Regions from separate parts of the Homo sapiens genome. Here region 1 is linked to region 2. The links are chromatin contacts, found by Hi-C or POLR2A ChIA-PET in ENCODE. All regions are on one chromosome and are shown on one strand. The core of a region is the stretch at or near the end of the contact, and the rest is flanking DNA. Distances in the headings are between cores, read along the strand shown. Region 1 overlaps LARGE1 (LARGE xylosyl- and glucuronyltransferase 1). Region 2 overlaps LARGE1 (LARGE xylosyl- and glucuronyltransferase 1).

The links. A loop is a pair of places that touch in the nucleus more often than their neighbours do. ChIA-PET counts read pairs that join two places held with the same protein, here RNA polymerase II (POLR2A). Pooled maps may share reads with other maps.
Region 1: a loop to region 2 is called in a pooled map, with 5 times the contacts of the local background. The contact joins two enhancer-like sites. A Hi-C loop is called at or near these places in 2 of 50 pooled maps. POLR2A ChIA-PET finds 5 or more read pairs at or near these places in 2 of 52 experiments (AG04449 and activated B cell).

What each region holds. Positions count from the first base shown.
Region 1 is chr22:33,538,105-33,544,806 of GRCh38, forward strand. All of the region lies in intron 6 of LARGE1 (LARGE xylosyl- and glucuronyltransferase 1), which reads right to left. Among named protein-coding and RNA genes, the nearest start is that of MIR4764, 100 kb to the left of the region's middle. RefSeq lists a silencer at 6,686-6,702. Within about 2 kb of position 2,192, at least 17 of the 41 ENCODE cell types and tissues checked have a DNase peak (open chromatin) inside an H3K27ac peak, as active enhancers do.
Region 2 is chr22:33,297,715-33,304,892 of GRCh38, forward strand. LARGE1 (LARGE xylosyl- and glucuronyltransferase 1) reads right to left here. Exons shown (of 15, transcript NM_133642.5): 12 at 6,515-6,793. Among named protein-coding and RNA genes, the nearest start is that of MIR4764, 140 kb to the right of the region's middle. RefSeq lists enhancers at 2,119-2,168, 2,179-2,548. Within about 2 kb of position 2,022, at least 5 of the 41 ENCODE cell types and tissues checked have a DNase peak (open chromatin) inside an H3K27ac peak, as active enhancers do.

The sequences.
Region 1 (6,702 bases), core at 942-3,441, 240 kb after region 2:
CCATGCCTTTTCCAAGGTGCTGTTTTTGCCTGGAATTCCCTGCTATTTGGACCCTCACAAACTGCTGCCTAGTCTTCAAAGCCCAGCTCTAGTGCTTCCCCTCAACCTCACCTACCCCAAGTGGAAGTAACTCTCCTTCAACTATGCCTGCACCATGCTTTTGGAAACTCTCTGCACAAGCAATGGCCATATTACTTTGTAGTTATTTTTGCTTTTTTCTTCCCCTTCTCCATTTACACAGGATTTCCTTCAGAGCAAGAATCACTTCTCTTTCTTGCGCATTCTTTAGTGTCTTCTGTGTCCAACATTACCTGGCACATAGTAGGCATATTTCCATACATATTTCTGAGCTGAATTGAAGCTAGTTAAAAAATGAATAGCATTACGAAGGTACATTGTGCAATCTTCCCTGAAGGTTAATGAAAAACGAAAATGGAGCCACATTTTTTATTTTGTTTCCCCATCAATTTACTGAGCCCAGTGTTGAGCCTTACTAGATGCTTGGAATACAGAGATAAATAAAACAGGGCACCTGCCTGGGAAGTAAGGAAAATGAGATGTAAGGCTCCCCCCACCACGTGGCAGCCACCATGCTTGGCACGGCCACACAAAGTAACTCAATGAAGGGGAAGGCCACTGGAGGACAAGGAAGCCGTCTACAAGAGATTACTCACTGCCCCTTCCAGCAAATGGGTTCTAGAAAATGAGCTTCTGATCTCCTCTCTGATTGCTGGCAAGTTTGCTGAATTTCAGAATGCTTAATACAGAGTTAAAAGGCATTTTAGGATATCTTCCAGTCCAGTGTTTTTGAAACTAGGGTTTGTAACACATTTGAAGGTTGTGAAAATAATTCAGTGGATCTGAGCAAGCATTTTAAAAATTAAAATACATTAAATAGATTAGAAAAGAAATATAAAAATTCACTGAACATAGTAAGGTCAAGTATTGTTTTACGAAAATATTGTTTTAATTGCTCATCTGCATATATGTGTGTATATATGCCTGTATAAACATACATACACACATATGTCTTTTGGATTGTGATGAAAAATGTATTTCTGACTGTAGGATACAATCAAAAAAGTGTGAAAAGTATGGTTGGCCCTACATCTGCACTTCATAGATTCTTTGTCAAAATTTTCTGATTAAAAGAAAAAAAAAAAGGCAAGTCCTGGTAACAGAATCCTGCCAGCTCTTTTAATAAAAGAACTGGTAAATAAATTCCCCATGCCCATGGGCATCCGCACTTCACACTCATCTTATCACCAACCCTGAGGACTGGATGTTCTTTTATTAAAGGAGCCAGTGGGATTCCACATAGGCCCAATGGGGTAAATAACTTGCTCAAACATATCCTGTTCTATTAGCTAGGCTGGCTTGACAAACTTATGTGGAAAGTTCCTTAAATAGCCTACAATGCAATTTCCTTTAGATTGTCACAATCAAGATCAGAATATCTAGAAATGATCTAATTAAATCCTCCAAACTTTTTTTTTTTTTTTTGAGACAGGGTCTCGCTCCACTACCTATACTGGAGTGCAGTGACACGATCACAGCTCACTGCAGCCTCAAATTTTCCAGGTTCAGGTGATCCTCCCACCTCAGCCTACCAAGTAGCTGGGACCACACCCACCTGGCTAATTTTTGTATTTTTTTGTAGAGAAGAGGTCTTGCTATGTTGCCCAGGCTGGTCTCAAATTCCTAGGCTCAAATGATCCACCTGCCTTGCCCTCCCAAAGCGCTGGGATTACAGGTGTGAGCCACTGCACCCGGCCCTCTAATCTCTTAAGATGTGTAGTAATAAGACAAAATATGGGCTTTGAAGTTCTTCTGACCCGGGATAAAATTCCCAGCTCTACTGACCATGTGACCTCAGATGCCTGTGGGGGCTCAGGTCCTTCATCTGCACCACTGGCAGTGGCCTGGTGCACGGGGGCCAGTCCCTTTTACCCTGTGGAGGCCTGCAAAAAATAGGAGCTTGGTGTACATTAACAGCTCCTGCCTTCTACTCCCCTTCTCTTTCTATGAATATTTGCAGAGAAGTTAAAAAGTAACCACATTGCCAACTACACTAATGAGTCAAGGAGAAGGACTGCTGAGAAAATGGCATTTCTCCTCCTTCGACAAAAACAACAGAGCCATGTGAACCTCCATTCTGTGACTGGGGCGCCAAGAGGCCGGGCCTTGCCAAGTCCCCCCCTGTGCTGTTTGCTAGTGAAGAGTTTGGAGTTGACTAAGTGCCAACCTCAGCTCGGCTGTGTGTGCTTGATCCTATGACCAGCCCAGCCCTGACCTTTTCTGGTATTTATGATGTTGGATTGGATTTTGATCACTGTTTGAGCTCTTGACACAAAATAAACAGGATGACCCTTTTCCCTGGGAGGGACAAGTGCCAGGATTTTAATCCCGTCTCCAAACACTCCTCCCAAACAGTACCCTGCCCCACTGCCCCCATGGCAAAACAACCAAGACACAGTGTCTCTTTTGTTGCAGTAGCCAGCAGATCCTGGGATAGCAACCTTAGGGCAGTGAATCTCAACCCTGGCCACACTTCAGCATTATGTAGGGAGCTTTCAAAAATACGGCAGGCCACTGCCCATACCAGAGGTTCTGACTTGGCTGATATGGGGTAGACCTGGGCATCATTATTCTTCACGTGCTCCCCAGATGATTATAACTTAAAGGCAGTGTTGACAACAACTGCACTCAGAGAAGAGAAGGTGCCCAGTTTTCCTATAAAGTATGGCAGACGGGCACAGCGGCTCACACCAGTAATCCCAGCACTTTGAGAGGCGGAGGTAGGCGGATTGCTTGAGCACAGGAGTTCAAGACCAGCTTGGGCAACGTGGCAAAACCCCATCTCTATTAAAAAAAAATATAAAAATTAGCCAGGTGTGGTGGTGCACACCTGTAGTTACAGCTACTCATGGTGGCTGGGGTGGTGGGTTGCGGGGGGGGGGGGGCGGGGGGCGGGTTGCAGGGGGAGAATCACCCAAGCCCAAGAGATTGAGGCTGTAGTGAGCCGTGATTGTGCCACTGCACTCCAGCCTGGGCTATAGAGCAAGACCCTGTCTCAAAAAAAGTGGGGGAAAAAAAGAAAAAAAAAAAAAAAGAAAATATGGCAGGGAGAGGTTAATTGGATCACCAAGATTACGGAGCCGGGGCTGGGACTTGAACACAGGGCAAGCCGACTTTTTGACTTTTATGTTTTAGCATAACAAAGAAAAATGGTTGTGATGCAAAGTTAAGACGAAAAAGACTGGTATACAAACAGGATTATATTATGATCCCAATTTTATAAAAGAATCCATCCTATATGCACAGAAAAGCATCTGAAATATTAACAATAGCTGACTGTAGGTAGTAGAAATATACACAATTGAGTTTCATTCTTTACCTTTGTGCTGATACGGACATGCATTGTTTTATTCATGACACACATGTATAAAGTGGATCAGTCTGGAGAACCTTAATGATGCCTCCAGCAGAGCAATCCATTCTTGAAAAGGTCTAGTCAATTCTTGTTTTTTCCTTCACTATTACAATGAGGCCCAGAGGGTCTTTTTGTGCTGACTGCCCTCATCCTGTCTGGAGTCATCGTCTTACTGTTCTACAAGGAAAACACATTTTCTTTCCAAAAATTAAAAAAAAAAAAAAAAGGCAGTGCTGATGTCATGGGATATCAGGGTATCTCTAAAATCTTAAGTCAAGGAAACAAACATTTGGGGTTGAGCCCCTACTGTACGTGTCTATGAGAAACATTAAGAGCTATTCAAGGCTGGGTGCAGTGGCTCATGTCTATAATCCCAGCACTTTGGAAGGCTGAGGCGGGTGGATCACCTGAGGTCAAGAGTTGGAGAACAGCCTGGCCAACATGGTGAAACCCCATCTCTACTAAAATACAAAAATTAGCTGGGTGTGGTGGCGGCTGCCTGGAATCCCAGCTACTCAGGAGGCTGAGGCAGGAGAAACCCTTGAACCAAGGAGGTAGAGGTTGCATTGAGCCGAGATCGCACCACTGCACTCCAGCCTGAGCAACAAGAGCAAAACTCTGTCTCAAAAAAAAAAAAAAAAAAAAAGAATAAAAGCCCACTTCCATTGTAACTGCTACCAGATCTGTCTCCAGAGATATAGACTACAATCTAGCATGATTTGGAAGCCAAATGTTATGTTTTGAGATTCTCCCTGGGCTGAGCCAGCAGGTCACTGTTCATTAGTTGAACTCTCATGGGAACCCTGTTTGGGGCAGATTTCGTCATTCTTCCTCACTCTGTGTCTCCATTCCTGCCTTGGACAGTGTTTCATGCCGGATATAAACTCAGTGACTCAAGTCCCCTTGGTGACTTCAGGGTCCCTCTTATTTGCTCCTTTAAAGGAACAGAAGGGAGAAAAATATATCGTAGAATCCAAAGAGCCCAGAGGCCAGAGACCTAATTTTGTTTATTCAATAACTAATATTTTAGTATCTAGTAGGCTTGGATAGGTATATAGAACCTTGAAGGCACAGCCAGCAGGACTTACTGGAAGATAAATGTAGGGTATGAGGACAAGAGAGGTACCAAAGATGCCCGCTTTTATATGGTTCTGGCTTTGCCCCTGACAGTGTGAATTTGCATCAGATCCATAGACCTGAAAGAGACACTGGGCCCACCTACTCAAATCCATTTATTTTACTAATCATTCATGCTTTCTATAGTCACTCAGTGAAGCACTTACTGAACAGATAGCTTAGGATCAGAAAGGTAGAGGGACTCGCCTACAGCTAGTAAAGATGAAACACAGACTTCTGTCCAAGCGAAGTTCTCTTGAAATTGCATCATCCAAGTCAAAGACCTTAGAACCTTCTTGACCTTTGCAACAAAAGGCACTGAGCTAACTCATGACCTCTAAGATCCCTTCCAGTCCTTCTTTCCTACATGTGTGCATGTAAGTAAAGCTACAAAATGCTCTGTTTCCCGCTGCTTCTGTACAAGACTGGAAAGAAAATTTATCTTTCGACACATCCCTTTCCACTTTGACACTAATTTATTTTTTAATTGATCTCCCAGTAAGGCACACACCTAATTGGCTTGAATGGTGACACAGTTAATTAGGCCAAAAAAGAAAAAAAGAAAAAAAAAAAGGCCCAGGATGGTGAGCCCAAGTAGTACTACTTAATAAGAGCGGTGGCCAATTTCTCAGTGAAGAGGAATTTGTAAAAGGGAAGATCAAAGAGATAATTCAGCTTGGTCAGAATTTTAATTTAGGTCACTTTCATGGATAAATAGGCTGCAGATACCACCTTTTCCATCTAAACAGATTAATCCTCTAAACGGCTACAGAAAACTCATCCACGCATCAAAAGTTTACAAATGCCTATGATAAGCTGGGTACTATGCTAGGCTATGGGGGTAAAGGCCCTGTCAATAAGGAGGCTCTGACAATTTAAGAAGGGAAACAATGATGGTAGTAAGTGGAAAAGAAGTCAGAAGAAAACATTTTATTTACTTAGCATGGGTTCTGTCAGCCAGCATGCTTCTTAAGGTCGCAAGTGACAGAGACTTTACTGAGACTTAAGCAGTTTTTAAAAAGAGAAATTTTGCTTCAGGCATGGCTGGAACTAGAGACTCCAACACAATGTAATCTAAAATCTGTCTTCTCTTTTCAAGCTCTCAGATCTGTTTGCCCTCTCAGACAAACTGACTGTCTAGGAAAGAGGTAACACGGCAGGCTTGACACTGCTGTCCTTAGAACGATGAACTGCTTGCAAGACTGGCCCTTGGCTGGCATCTGAGAACTGGGGTTTTGGGAAGCTTCCTGCTATTCTCTAAGAGCTCACTGTGTCTAAACTGTGCAAACAAAATGGTTTACCATAAACACCTGCTTTCCTTCTGGGAGTCTAGAATTTTGGTATGTCCTAGAGAATGTCCACATAACCAGCCCCCAATAAAAATCCTGGGTGCTGAGTCTCTCATGAGATTCCCTTTTGGGCAACATTTCATGTGTGTTGTCACAACGTATTGTTGGGGGAATTGGCATGTCCTGCGTGACTCCACTGGGGGAGGACTCTTGAAGTTTGAGCCTGGTTTCCTCTGGACTTCACCCCATGAGCCTTTTTCCTTTGTGGATTCTGCCTTATATCTTTTTGCTGTAATAAATCATATCTGTGAGTATGACATACACTGAGTCTTGTGAGTCCTCCTAGCAAACCAGTGAATTTAGGGGTGGTCTTGGAAACTCCTGGCGGTGTCAAAATGACAAATGGTGGTTCCAGCTTTGCCTCATCACAGTTTAGCAAATAGAGTGGAAAGAGTACCTTTCTACCAGGTGCGGTGGCTCACGCCTGTAATCCCAGCACTTTGGGAGGCTGAGGCGGGCAGATCCCCTGAGGTAAGGAGTTTGAGACCTGCCTGGCCAACATGGTGAAACTCCATCTCTACTAAAATTACAAAAATTAGCTGGGTGTAGTGGTACGCCTGTAATCCCAGCTACTTGGGAGGCTGAAGGAGAATCACTTGAACCCTGGAGGTGGAGGTTGCAGTGAGCTGAGATCACACCGCTGCAGTCCAGCCTGGGCAAACAGAGCAAGACCCTGTCTCAAAACAACAACCACAACAACAACAACAACAACGAGTACCTTTCCCAACAGCACTAGCAAAAAGCCTTGGCGTAATGCTTACTAGTTCTGATTGGTTCAGCTTGGGTCACAAATCTGCCCTAAAC
Region 2 (7,178 bases), core at 772-3,271:
CACGCCTATAATCCCAGCACTTTGGGAGGCCGAGGTGGGCGGATCACCTGAGGTCAGGAGTTCAAGACCAGCCTGGCCAACATGGTGAAACCCTGTCTCTACTAAAAATACAAAAATTAGCGAGGCGTGGTGGCAGGCGCCTGTAATCCTAGCTACTCAGGAGGCTGAGGCAGGAGAATCGCTTGAACCCGGGAGGCAGAGGTTGCAGTGAGCTGAGATCACGCCATTGCACTCCAGCCTGGGGACAAGGGCGAGACATCATCTCAAAAAAAAAAAAAAAAAAAAAAAGATGATGATTCTGCAGGGTCAGTGAAAGGTGTCAGAAACCTGTACCAGTCTCATGAATGTGGAAAGTCTCAGCAGAGTGAAGCTGTCCAGGTCTTGGAAATGCCACGATGTCTCACGTCTTCCTCTCTCCTCATTTAGAGACCTTCAGTGTGCACCCACATTGGGTCATTCCCTTATTAGTTTGAGCTCCTGTATCTCTCAGCCTCGTATCTGTGTGAATCCCGATGCTAGCAATGGCACATACAGCTGCAATGACCACCAGGCTGTAAACCTGAGGGCCAGAACTTTGTCTCCCCTGTTCACTGTTCTAGCCCCAGCACCTGAAACAGTGCCTGGCCACGCAGAGGCATGGAACAAAGAATGTTTCGGGCATTCCTGGGTGCTCTGCAAATACTGTTAGCTCTTATCTTCTCAGTTCCTTAAGAACTGGGGAAGAGGAAAAAGCAGTATGATTCCCACTTCACAGATAAAACAAGTTAGAGAAGTTAAGTGCCTTTCCCAAGGTCAAATAAATTCTAAATAAAGAGTACTCAGCATCAGTCAGCCATGGTGGCTCACGCCTGTAATCCTAGGGTTGTGGGAGGCTGAGGCAGGAGCACTGCTTGAGCCCAGGAGTTTGAGACTAGCCTGGACAATAGGGTCTGGGTTATGTTTATTTTTCTAAAAGGAAATTAAAAAATTAGCTGGGCAAGGTGGTGTACAACTGTAGTCCCAGCTACTTGGGAGGCTGAGGCAGGAAGATTGCTTGAGCCCAGGAGTTTGAGGCTGCAGTAAGCTATGATTGCACCACTGCACTCCAGCCTGGGTGACAGAGCAAGACCCTGTGTCTAAAGAGAAGTAAAGGAAAGAAAGAAGAAAGAAAAGAAAAAAGAAAAGAAAAAGGAAAGATGGAAAGAAAGAAAAAAGGAAAGAGAGAGAGAGAGACGCGGGAAGCAGTGGCTCTTGCCTGTAATCCCAGCACTTTGGGAGGCCTGGGTGGGCGGATCACTTGAGACTAGGAGTTCAAGACCAGCCTGGGCAACATAGCGAAACCCTGTCTTTACAAATGGTAAAAAAAAAATTGGCCCAGCATGGTGGCGCATGCCTATAATCCCAGCTACTGGGGAGACTAAAGTGGGAGCATCGCTTGAGCCTGGGGAGGTTGAGGTTGCGGTGAGCCATGATTGCACCATTCCACTCCAGCCTGAGCAACAGAGTGAGAGAGAGAGAGGAAGCAGTATGGAAAGAAATGAATTAAAGAGAGAAAATGAGAAAAGAGAGAAAAAGAAAGAAAGAGAGAGAGAAAGAAAGGAAGGGAAGGAAAGGAGTGGAGGGGAGGGGAAAAGAGGGAAGGGAAAGGGGAGGGAGAGTCCTCTGCACTGAAACGCAGGTCTGAATGACCCCCAGGGACAGCAACATCACCTACAATGTAGCATACTGCCTGACACATAGTACATGCTCACTACACAGTTTTTGAAAGAATGAGTAGTATCAATATATAGTTTCTCATTTTCAGAAAGCAAAAAAATTGAGATGGTCACATGAAGCTACCCAGGCTGCACAGAAGGTGGCAGAGTTTGCAATGGCGGGGGTTGGGTTGGGGCAGGGGCCTAGCACAGAAGTCCAATACTGAATAGGCCAAGGGGCAGAAAATGAACTCCTGCTGGGCACCCGCCATAGCCCCACAGGAGGCTATCATTAGCTCCTATATTAACTGAGGAAGTGAAAGAATGAGGAGATGAAGCAAGCAGCCCCAACTCACACACTTGATTAGTGTTGTGGAACCTGGCTTCAAAGGCAAGTCTGCGCAACCTCTGCCATGCCCCGCTGACTTTCGCCTGACATTTCTGAGATCAAAAGTGAAAGCTGTACATCCAGGAGCTCATTCTTCAGAAAAAGTAGATGAAGGGGCTGGAAGGAGATTTTAGTAAAACTCTGCAGCTATTGTCCATGCGTACAGCTTATTCCATTATTTTCCAATTGATCTGTTTGTTTTGGCTGTAATATTAGCTGGTTGCTAAGCAACTGCTCAAAGAGCTAACATGCTGAACTTTTTTTGGTAACCAAATAGAACCCCAAAAAAGGTGATATAAATCAGTGTTTGGGGGTACAAGCCGAGGGCTGCCAGTCGGCCTGCTCTGGTACCCTGGGGGTTTGGGAGTAACCTGGCCCCTTCGACAGAGTGAGCAGGCTGGCATGGAGGAAGGCTGCTTTCCTCCTCCTCTAATGCTAACATTTAACTTCTCTGGGGCCTCAGTTTGGTCACCTGTAATGGTAGTTACCTTAAAGAGCAGTGTGAAGAACAGAGGTAATGACAGACTGAGTGCAGCTGGCAGGGTTTCTGGCACATGGTAAGGGCTCAGTAACTTGTAACTGTCATCATTCTTAAGTAATTAACAAATGTGTTTTTTTGAGATAGGGTGTTGCCCTGCTGTTCAGGATGGAGTGCAGTGGCACAATCATGGCTCACTCTAGCTTCAGCTGCCTGGGCTCAGGAGATCATCCTGTCTCAACCTCCCAAGTCGCTGAAACAACAGGCATGTTCCACAATGCTCAGCAATTTTTTTTCTTTTTTTTGGAGATGGAGTCTCACTCTGTTGCCAGGCTGGAGTGCAGTGGTGCGATGTCAGCTCACTGCAACCTCTGCCTTCCGGGGTTCAAGCGATTCCCCTGCCTCAGCCTCCCTAGTAGCTGGGACTACAGGCATGCACCACCATGCCCAGCTAATTTATGGTATTTCAGTAGAGATGGGGTTTCACCATGTTGGCCAGGATGGTCTCGATCTTCTGACCTCGTGATTCACCGGCCTCGGCCTCCCAAAGTGCTGGGATTACACGCGTGAGCCACCGCGCCTGGCCAATTTTTGAAATTTTTTGTAGAGATGGGGTCTCACTATATTGCTCAGGCTGGTCTCGAATTCCTGGGTTCAAGCAATTCTCCCACCTCAGCCTCCTAAAATGCTGGGTGACAGGTGTTAGCCACTGCACCTGGCCAATATTAATATCTTGACAGAGCTTGGGTACAGAATTTTATGGGAGATCAGTGCTGAGAAAGTCAGTTTCTAGAAGGGTCTGGGGGCTTCATTGGAGTCCTCAGCTGCCACAGCAAACAGCACCCTTAACCTCAACTCCCACCAGTGATGCTATGGTGTGCACAAGGGGCATCCACTGGTAACGTCTGGGTCAGAAATGAATCCATCTACTCACCAGAAAAAATGTCCCTGAAGCCAAGGGTAAGTTGATATGATTATGTCATATGAAAAGAACAGTGTCTGCTTATTTGGGGCTTCCGAGAGAATGACATTCCTCATTGATTCTCATAAATACTTTGGTGCCTAGGAATTGTCTAGGTCAGAGGTTACACTCTGGTAGTTTGGGGTGGGGGTGTGAGGAGTCAAGGCAGCCTGAAGGCATATTTTGTCGGCCTCAACAGCATTTGAAATGATTTTTTTGCTCCAAATCATCATCTAAAAACAATTTTTAAAAATTAGTTGCCAACATTAAAAAAACATTTTATATGAAAATCCAGATTCCCAACTCCTCTTGAAAAATATGAATACCTAGTAACCTTCCCTGCGTCCATAAAGCAATAATGGCACGATTGTGTGGAGAGACGACTGGCTCCCTGAGACCAGGGCTCTGGTCTCTCTATTGAATTGTACTCAGCATTCTTGGGAAAAGTCTGGGAAGAAAGTAATAAAGTTTTAAAAGCAATTTGCAATATTTCAAAACCCCTGAGGGGAACCACATACCTTCCTGTGATAAGGTAGCTAAGGCCAACTACCACCTCAAGTGACTCTGCATTAAGCAAGTGCTAAGTAGAAGGGCACACTAGCTACCTCACTTCAAGTAGGGTCTGGATTAGCAGTGAACGATGCCTTTAATTAATAAAACATAGAAAGACAAAGAAAAAAAAACTGTTCATACGTATTGCTTTTTAAAACATGATGCCCATGAGGTCAAATAATTAAATAGTCCTTGCACAGGGAGTAGAGACCACAGACTCATACGGGGCCAGCTCACTTTCAATTGGCTGGAGCGAAGAAGAGTCCCAGAGGGGTGGAGGGTGGGCAGGGGTCCAATCCTGAAGCCTCTTTTCTTAGTCTAGGGTGGCACTCACTCCCATCATCTATCTGTTCCCTTGGGAGCCTGTCATCCCGGAAGCTGCCCAAGTTTCAGAATCTGCAGGCATCAGAGGCTGCAAGCCCCGTCTGGCCACATGGGGGCACCCTGGCTCCACACACTGGATTCTAAGACCCAGCAGGCACTGGCACAGGCGCTGGGGCTGGAGGGAGTGCTCCATTTCTGCAGCCTGGTGGGTCAGGGGTTGAGGCTCATGGTGCTGGGTACCACAGCACCTCCCATTCCCGATTCAGGGTCATGCTGCCTAGGGGTCGCTGACCCTACTGTTTTTAACAGAGTCTGGTAGGGACTCCTCCCGCCCCAGGGGAGGGATTAACACTAGGAAACCCGGAGATGTCCCTGGAAGGACACGGACTCAGAAGCTGGAGAGAGAACACAGGCTGCCTGACCTTGCTCCAGACAGCGCAGGGCACGGAGGGTATGCAGGCTAAACCTACGCTTTGGCTTCCCGACAGAAAGTTTAAAGACTCCTAGAAGCTCTTTTCAGAGAGAAAGAGACAGAGGCAGTAAGAGAAAGATACTAAGAGACAGAGAGACGGAGTCAGAAGGAGGGAGGGAGAGCAAGAGAACGAGAGAGAAAGAAATCAGACCTTGCCTGGTTTGCGACAAACAGAAACCCCAGCGCAGCCCAACAACGTGTAGCAGGGTGACGGGCAGACCTGGGGCTGCAGACGCTGGTTCACACCCTGGCGTGAGCTCTCTGGACTTGGACTGTTATTTTGCTTCTCTGGGCCCCACTCTTCCTTCCTGTAGAATGCAGGTAGCTATACCTGCCTCTGGGGTTCGATGTGTAGAACCAATGGGATGATATATGCAAATCACCTCTCATGGTACCTGGATCTAGGCAGGCACTCACTAGGTATTGGCATAATTCATGCTGACCAATGGCAGTAAATAAAGGATTTTTTTAAAATGTCATTGGACCATGATACTGTGTGACTTTAGTTTTCTCATGTGTGAAATGGGACCTTTGGGCCATATGACTTCCATGGCTCCTATCAATCCGAATTGTGTACTATTCTGTAATAAATGCACTCTTCACACAGCCATCTAAGCCTTCCATTAGCCGAGTGCTTTCTCCAGCTGCTGACACCCCGTCCCATGATGTGGGGGGAGCTGGAAAGGGACACTGGAGATTCACAGAAGCAGTTGTCATGGTGCTTATGCACTTGGCTCTGCAGCCAGACTGGCTGTTTCCACCCCAGTTTCCCTTTCCTAGATGAGTAACCCCGGGCCAACGGCTCCTGGTCTCGGTCCCACAGTTCCCCATTTAGAAAAGGAAGGTGATAATACTACCCACGGCAGGGACTTTGGGGGAGGAAATGAGATCCTACCTCTCAAGCACTCAGAACAGTGCCTGGCGCGCAGCAAACACTTCCATAAGCACTAGGCATCATCATCACTTAGATTTGTTTAAAAGACTGGGCAATAATCTTTCTTGGGTTATATGAAGGTTGTCTGGTCCAAAACCAGAAGAAGGAGGGTATGTTTTCTTCTATTTATTATTATTATTTTTTGAGAAGGAGTCTTGCTCTGTCACCAGGCTGGAGTGCAGTGGAGCAATCTCGGCTCACTGCAACCTCCGACTCCCTGGTTCAAGAGATTCTCCTGCCTCAGCTTCCCAAGTAGCTGGGATTACGGGCACATGCCACCAAGCCCAGCTAATTTTTTTGGTATTTTTAGTAGGGGGGGGGTTTCACCATGTTGGCCAGGATGGTCTCGAACTCCTGACCTCGTGATCCACCTGCCTCAGCCTCCCAAAGTGCTAGGATTACAGGCGAGAGCCATCGCGTGCCTGCCTGAGGAGGGTATGTTTTCATAGATGCTACAGAAAAAGCAATAGACTGGCAGACAAAAAGAGATGTTCGCTGGACCAAGCTCTGCCATCAACATTTCCTTCTGCAAACTCAGGTTTCAGTCTGTTCACTGAGAACTCTATTGCTGGGTGGCTGTGGGCAGGTCCCTTCCCCTTTCTGGGTCTCTGCTGCCCCATCTGGAAAAGAAACCTGTTGGACTAGATGATGACCCTAAGGGCCTTTTGGTCCTGGCACTGCATGGCCCTATGTGCCTTCTGGCCTGATGGCCAGGCCCCTGCAGGTCCTTACCTGAGGTACTCATAGAGCCCATACATGGGCAGGAAGTCAATGTCAGACAGGAACATGTAGGGAGTGCTGATGTGCTTCATGGCCACGTTGCGCAGCAGGTTCACGGGGTAGAACTGGCCCTCCTTGTACACGATGTGGTAGCCCACGTTGTGGCGGCTCATAAGCACCTCAGAGCCCTGTGCGTAGCGGAGGAACTGCTGGGCCTCGGCGTCTGACAGGTAGAGGGCCAGGCTGATGGGCCCCTCCCAGTGCTTGCAGATGGCCTCCAGCATCTGGAGCCTGGAAGAGACAGGGAGGGTGAGCCGCGGGACCTGGGCCATCCATGCATCATCCGCCGGGCCTGTTGTGGGGCTCTGCCTCCAGTGACACTTGATCAACCAGCTGTGGATCAAATCCCTGCTTTCAACGTTGACTCACTCAGTTCCTTTACCTATAAAACAGGCATCAAAACACTTACCTTGCTGGTTCTCATCTTTCCCTGCTTCCAACTGAACATGTGATATGAAGTTGTATCCCACTATAAGCCTTGGACTCCTCGTTTCAAAGCCAGGTGGTGAGTATATTAAATGATTTGAAGATCCCCTTCCAGCCCCAAAGTCCTACACTTCTCTCTCCACAAAGGTATAAAAAAGCTCTGCTGATCTCCTAAGGCAGTGACCAGCCA